Linked DNA regions of Homo sapiens: region 1 is linked to region 2. The links are chromatin contacts, found by Hi-C or POLR2A ChIA-PET in ENCODE. All regions are on one chromosome and are shown on one strand. The core of a region is the stretch at or near the end of the contact, and the rest is flanking DNA. Distances in the headings are between cores, read along the strand shown.

Evidence for each region. A loop is a pair of places that touch in the nucleus more often than their neighbours do. ChIA-PET counts read pairs that join two places held with the same protein, here RNA polymerase II (POLR2A). Pooled maps may share reads with other maps.
Region 1: a map of naive thymus-derived CD4-positive, alpha-beta T cell shows a loop between it and region 2 (6-fold over the local background). The contact joins the enhancer-like site here to the promoter of RAB11A in region 2. A Hi-C loop is called at or near these places in 1 of 168 maps with a recorded cell type or tissue (naive thymus-derived CD4-positive, alpha-beta T cell) and 3 of 50 pooled maps. POLR2A ChIA-PET finds 5 or more read pairs at or near these places in 7 of 52 experiments (A549, AG04450, CD4-positive, alpha-beta T cell and 4 more).

Annotation. Positions count from the first base shown.
Region 1 is chr15:65,939,299-65,942,648 of GRCh38, reverse strand. The region is part of intron 10 of MEGF11 (multiple EGF like domains 11); the gene reads left to right. Among named protein-coding and RNA genes, the nearest start is that of RAB11A, 71 kb to the right of the region's middle. Within about 2 kb of position 1,933, at least 4 of the 41 ENCODE cell types and tissues checked have a DNase peak (open chromatin) inside an H3K27ac peak, as active enhancers do.
Region 2 is chr15:65,868,129-65,871,614 of GRCh38, reverse strand. It overlaps RAB11A (RAB11A, member RAS oncogene family), which reads right to left and starts at 2,124. Exons shown (of 5, transcript NM_004663.5): 1 at 1,990-2,124. The coding sequence starts at 2,029. It overlaps TRQ-CTG1-4 (tRNA-Gln (anticodon CTG) 1-4), which reads left to right and starts at 2,482; the gene lies at 2,482-2,553. RefSeq lists an enhancer at 2,251-2,310.

The DNA.
Region 1 (3,350 bases), core at 684-3,183, 71 kb before region 2:
GGAAGCTCCTTCCTTCTAAATAAGGGCAGAGACCTGCCTGGATGTGGGATGCTGATAGCATCTGAGGTCAGCAGCAGCAACACAGCACCGCCACCACCACCACCATAGTCATCATCATCATCATCATCAAACCAGCTTTCTCTCATTCAAAGGATATACATTATTAAATACTAACTCACTCCCACTGCCTGTTATTCCGCCATCTTAGCTTTATACCCTAAAGTCTTGAAACCTTTTGTACTTCAGGAGCTTCCTAACAACATAAGATACAAATGCCCCCTAAGAGTTCCCTCCATAAGCCCCCATAAGCCATTTCTGCCTTCATTGTCAACACATATTTAACAACAAATGGGTAGGACAGGAGATTATGAAATTACACATCACAGGCACCTGGTAGCAAGCCTGGCACGTTGCATGGGCTCAGGACATTTGAGTCCCCATCATTTCCAACCTGTGTGCAGTCAAGGCAGCCTGGTCTAGGGGAGAGAACTTGGGCTTTGGAATCAGTTGCCCCTTCCCTTTCCCATGCTGTGACCTGGGGCAAATCGACCTCTCCGGCCTTGGTTTGCAAACCCTCTCTAGGATAGTTCTCTCTCTAGGAAGGGAATTCTCTCCCTGCAGGGCTGTTATAGAACAAAAGGAGATAAGAGGGAAAAAAAAAGTGCCTGGCACAAGCCTGTCACCAAGGGGCAGGGGCGTGAAAAATATGGAGTTTCCTTTCTCCTGTCATCAGCACTAGGGATGTGTGGGTCTGCCCTAAGCCACAGGGCCAGCCCTGTCTGGAGGGGTGAAGGGGTGTGGTCATTGGTTAGGACCAGGGTCCTGCTCCCCACTCCCTCCTGGGGCTGGCCATCATGCATATACTGTGCAAACATCTCCAGAGATTTTAGATTTTGGGTCTCCTAGTAAAGTACAAATACCTCTCATGAGTTTGCTCAATAAGTCCATATTAGCCAGTAATGCCTTCTCTAAACTCGGTACAGAATCTCAGGAAAGAGAATGGTTAGAAAAGGAGAAGGGGCTACAGGTAGCACAAGAGCATCAATACAGAGGAGAAAAGAAACTGCTCCACAAGAACTGCAACTGAGTCCCTAGGAGCACCCTGGATGACTCAGCCAGTAAGTGGCACGGCCTCAACTTGATCTAAAACACCTTTTCTTGGCCACATGGACCGCCTCTTGGGTCTGAATTTTTTTTTTTTGAGATGGAGTCTCACTTTGTCACCCAAGCTGGAGTGCAGTGGAGCAATTTTGGTTCACTGCAATCTCCGCCTCCCGGGTTTAAGCTGTTCTCGTGCCTCAGCCTCCCAAGTTTAGGCTATTCTTGTGCCTCAGCCTCCCAAGTAGCTGGGATTACAGATGCCTGCCACGACGCCCAACTAATTTTTGTATTTTTAGTAGAAACAGGTTTTCACCACGTTAGCCAGTCTGGTCTCAAACTCCTGACCTCAAGCAGTTCACCTGCCTCAGCCTCCCAAAGTGCTGGGATTACAGGCATGAGTCACTGCACCCAGCCAGATCTCTCTGAAATGTTTTGGTGTCTGTTTGGGAACTGTTGGAAGGTGTCTGTGCTCCTCCAAAGAGGCCCCTTGAGATGTCAGAGCCATATCACATATTTGTGCAAATTAGAATAAGTTACCCCTTTCTCAAGACATTCTACTGACATCTGCCAGAAAACTGATGTAATATATACACAAATCTATAATGACTGTCATTTGAATAAAACCTCTAGATTTGTGCAGTGCACACCCTACACAACTGCACAGAGTAACCTCAGATCACTGGCAGCCTATTCATTTTTGATAGACATAAGTGAGAGTGAATACTACATGGGGCTTCCAGTCCTAACCTTTCTCCTCCTCCCACCTGCATGGGAGCCAGACAGAATGACTCAGCCCCACAGGCTGTGGACATTTCTCCCTCAGCATAGGAAGGCAGGGTCAGGGATGGATATGACAAGTGGCCTCCAAGTCTCTCTCTTTCTCATCCCTGTGGCTCTCTGTTCCTCATACCTTATGCAGACTTTCTTTTCCCCAACATGCACCTGCTGTCAGTTGCTGCTTTATCAGTGACGCACCAATTAGGTCCAGCGAGGTTTGCTCTGCGTTGGAGAGGCTGCTGTGGCTGGCATTTGGACAAGCTATTCTGTTTGCCTTGTGGGCCACGTGTCACTCTTTCTCCCTAGGAAATTACAAATAAGGCTCCCCACTTGGGAGTCCCACTGTCCTAGCGCTTAGAGTTGGGAGTGGGGTGTGACTGACAAGGGTGGGCAGGAGAGTGCAGCAGCCCAGGGCTGGCATTCTGCTTGACAAGGAGCAGGCACTTGCTTGGCAAGGGGCTTTGTAAACAGTAAAGCATGCAACTCTTGTGTGCTGCTGGCATGGATGCGGCATTGGACACCAAAAGCAGTCCCCATTAGTAGCTCCGGAACTCCAGGAATGGCTGGGGTGATGAACAGAAGCAACCAGAGCCACTACAGGCCGCCTGCAGAACCCATGGAAGTAGGGAGGGACTAGCCTGTGCCCCTTTCATGCCACAGCCTCATTTTATGCCCCACCCCGTCTAGCCACTAGACATTACTGACAAGCTCTATTCCACTCCCTGTGTATCCCCTGACCTCGCACAGTGTCTGACACATACTGGCACTTAAGAAACATTTCCTGAATGTCTGAATAATTCAACCCATGTGTACTGAACACAAATGACTCAATCCTTATCCTCATGGAACTTGCAATCAAGTAAATGAGAGCTGAATTTTTTAAATGATTATTTCATTACAACTGTGGTAAGTGACACAAAGGAGCAGTAACAGGGAAACTTGCCCTGGAAGTGGGAGGGCTGGGGGAGAGTTAAAGAGGGCTGGGCACGGTGGCTCACGCCTGTAATCCCAGCACTTTGAGAGGCTGAGGCAGGTGGATCACGAGGTCAAGAGTTCGAGACCAGCCTGACTAACATGGTGAAACCCCGTCTCTACTAAAAATACAAAAATTAGCCAGGTGTGGTGGCATGCGCCTGTAATGCCAGCTACTCAGGAGGCTGAGGCAGGAGAATCGCTTGAACCCGGGAGGTGGAGGTTACCGTGAGCTGAGATTGCAACATTGCACTCCAGCCTGGGCGACAGAGCGAGACTCTGTCTCCAAAAAAAAAAAAAAAAAAAGTTGGGAGCTGAAAGGGACCTTAGGTCTCATCTAGTCTAGTGTAATGGTTAGCAAGACCCAGGGCCTATCACAGTGCCTTGCTTGTCATAGATGCTCAAGAAACACAGATTGAATGAATGAATGAGGAAGTCACCTTGGGCTAGTGCTTTTGCCTCACTTGAACCTATGTACTCTGTCCCCAGGTCCAGAACCC
Region 2 (3,486 bases), core at 875-3,374:
TATTCTTTGTTAAAAAATAAAAGGACCTTGTATAACCAACATTCAAGTTCAAACCAAACAGGAGAAATACCCTGACGGTCTATCTTGTTCTGAATTAATTACTTCAAAGACAACCTTTATAAAAGCACACTACCATTATACCATATTTCAAAACACAAACCTAACCTTTAACCCCAAAGTCTCAAGAGATTCAAATAGTTTCACATCATCTCAGATACCTTCGGCAAAAGGTATGCTGTCATATACTTTTTGTAATCCAGGCCTCAGTTTTGTATTTGTAAAATGAACTAAGTACCCTGAAAGTACTTTCCAGTATGGAGGGGGAGGGTGGATACCAAAAGTATTCACCCTATACAGTAGAATATTCTGAGTCAGAGGAGTAAGAGATGATAAGAGTATAACAGCAGACTAGTTAGTATAACAAGATTTGCAAAGTATTGGGAAAGCAAAGAAATCTTTCCTGCTTGGTTTAGTCAATCATTCTTAGCACCCAATGGCAAAGACAGAAACAGTCACCATGCTTAACACTCTTGAAACTCCACCCTCCACAGTAAAGCTTTAATAGCAATGGCTTCTTCCTCAGTGGTAATGATCTTTGTTCGGCACACTACTGATGGCTACCTTCCCAATTCAGGAGCAGAGAAAGAGCATCAGAGTGAGAGTGCATTCACTGAACAAAAAAAGCATCTACTGTACTCTCTTCTCATTGAAAAATGTACCCTTTATCTTCGTTGATTAAAAAAAAAAACCGGATTCCTTCCGGACTCAACCAATAAGCAATTCTTTCTAACCAACCCTGACCCTCCAATATGTTCTGTCCAAGGGCACTACATGTTTCCGTATCTTATAATAAATATTTAATGTAACCAAAAGAGCACACAACTTCCTCCCACCCCCAACCTTTTGGGAAAGGTATGTGGCTAACTAGGGCTCTTCCCTTCCTGTTGGATCCTCCCAGCGTTGCAGCAGGAAGCAACCAGTTCATAGAGATAAAGCAAGCTAGTATTTGTGCAGCGCACAACCTTTCCTGCTCAGGAACCAGGCCTTCAGGTCTGGCAAGGATAACAGCCACCACCCATCCGCAACCTCATCTCGCGAACCGAGTAAAGAGTTATCCCGGGTTGGGTGCCACTGAGTAGGGAGGGCAAGAAAAGAAAAGGCTAGGTGGGAAGTAATGTCAGCCTGCCGGGTCACTGCGACAAGTGCGCGAGTGGGTGATGGGCGATCCCTCTTACCCTCCCTCCCACCACCCAGGTCGCAACGGAGACAAGGGAGCTCTAAACACGATTTGGGGAGGGAAGGTAGAGAGAGTTGCCAAATGGGGAGTGGGAGAGGGAGCGGTCAGAGAAGGTTAAGGACCGCGAGAACCGCGGGGCGGAGGGTGGGGGCGGAGGCCCTTGGCCCGCTCAGATTTTACGGGGTCCTGGACCCGGGATGGGAGAAGCTTAGAGGGGCGGCCGTCCAAGTGGAGGGGAGATACAGAAGAGACGCTCGCTCGAGGGGGGAAAGAGGGCAGATAAGAAAAAGACCTGTAATGGGAGTCTGCACCGAAGGCAAGGCCAAGAGGGAAGCGAAGAACCCGTCAGAGGGGCTTCGGGAGAGGACGCGAGCTGGGAAGGGTGTACGCCGAGGGGGAGGGGGCGCTACACCCGAAAAGAGAGATGGTGGGAGGAGCGGCGGGGCCGTAGAACCCGGGGAAAGGAATTCGACGATGTGGGAGAAGGCAGTCCGCCAGGGGAAGGACACGCAGGGAGGGGCTCTGAGGCCAGCGAAGGCCTATGGAGAGGTCGCTCAGAGAGCGGCATGTGATGGGGACCCCTGTCTGAGCGGGGGAGAAGAGGCTGAGCTGGGTAGGAGACGGAACCGCACAAAAAGGAAGGGCTGAGGGAGGCCTATATCAGTGCAGGGGTGGCCGGCACGAGGGTCCACCGGGAGTGGCCCGGGTCCCCGAACGAGGACTGTGTAGAGTGCGAGAGCCCATGGCCTCACCTTTAAAGAGGTAGTCGTACTCGTCGTCGCGGGTGCCCATTGCGCGGCCGAGGAGCGAAAGGGCGGGAGCAGCAGTGGTATCTGTGGGACCAGGGGGCGTCGCTGCAGGGGTAACCCGAGCGCCGAGCTTCAACTGCCGGACTGGGTGAAGAGCCCCTCCCTGCCGCTGCGCCATTTCCGGCAGGCCCCAGCCTTTAAGGGGAAGTACTTCCGGGGGCGGCGCCCCGCCCCTGAGCCCAACAAGGGCGGTGTGCGCGAGAGTCGAGATGCGTGGGGCTTCAAGCTTTAGTCGCTAAAGGAGGCTCAAAGGGGAAACTGAGTCCTGGAACTCCTAGCTACCATAGTCTTAGTGGCCGCTTGCTCATTTCTCGAGCTACCGTGCCGGAAGCGGCTCGCTGGAACCAGGCGGGACCGCCTGTGAGTGGTGGGTTTGTGGATGGGGGCGGGGTTCTCTGAGGATTAGACAGCCGAAGGCAGCTACACATGCGTGGCGGTTCCATGGTGTAATGGTTAGCACTCTGGACTCTGAATCCAGCGATCCGAGTTCAAATCTCGGTGGAACCTGCATTGGTTTTTGTTTTTTTAATCTTGACAACATCTTTAATTCACTTTTTTGGTCACTAAGTAATTGAACAACTATGACACATCTTAAGATGGAGATGTAAAATTTAATCCTTGCCTATGAAGACCTCACAAATTTCCCACTGCATTTCAGGTGCTATCTGCTACCTGGCGGGGGGTTGTCTTAATGAGCTTCTTCACTGCCTTTTTTTTAACCCTGGGCTTTCAAGCCTTGATTCAAAAGCTTCAGTGAAACTTGAAAATTCCTTTTGCTGGAATTTTCTACCTCCAGCTTCATGCACGGGTAGGCGCTTGTCACTCACTCCTCTCCGGAAATCTCGCAATCTATCTCATTTTCATTTAGAGTACTTCGCCCACCCTCCTCATCAAGATTCATCAAGAACTTGAGTCCTATTTGTAGGCCTCTAATCTAAGTCCGTTTACATAAGTATTTCATTTAACATGCCAAGCAAAGGATGGTAATTTCCATTTTAGCGGAAGTTTGGATACTAAGACTCAAGTGATTTGCCAGATATCATGTCGCAGGGCCTCCCTGTATTTGAAGAGAATTTTGTCATTCCAGAAAAGCCTTTATCCAATTATTGTCACACCTCCTACCTCCTATATGCAAACTCTCGATTTAGACTTGTGGGCAAGTATGCCTATAACAAGCAGAATAATGCCCCCTGCCAATGATGTCCACTTCCCAATTCCTGGAGACTGAATAGGTTAGGTTACATGGCAAAGGGGAATTGAGGTTACAGATGAAATTAAGGTTGCTTATCAGCTGACATTAAATTAGGGATATTATCCTGGATTAGTTGGGTGGGCCCAGTGTTGTCATAAGGTCCTTAAAAGTAGAAAATGGGCTGGGCACGGTGGCTCAGGCCTTAATTCCAGCACTTTGGGAGGCCAAGGTGGGTGGATCACCTGAGG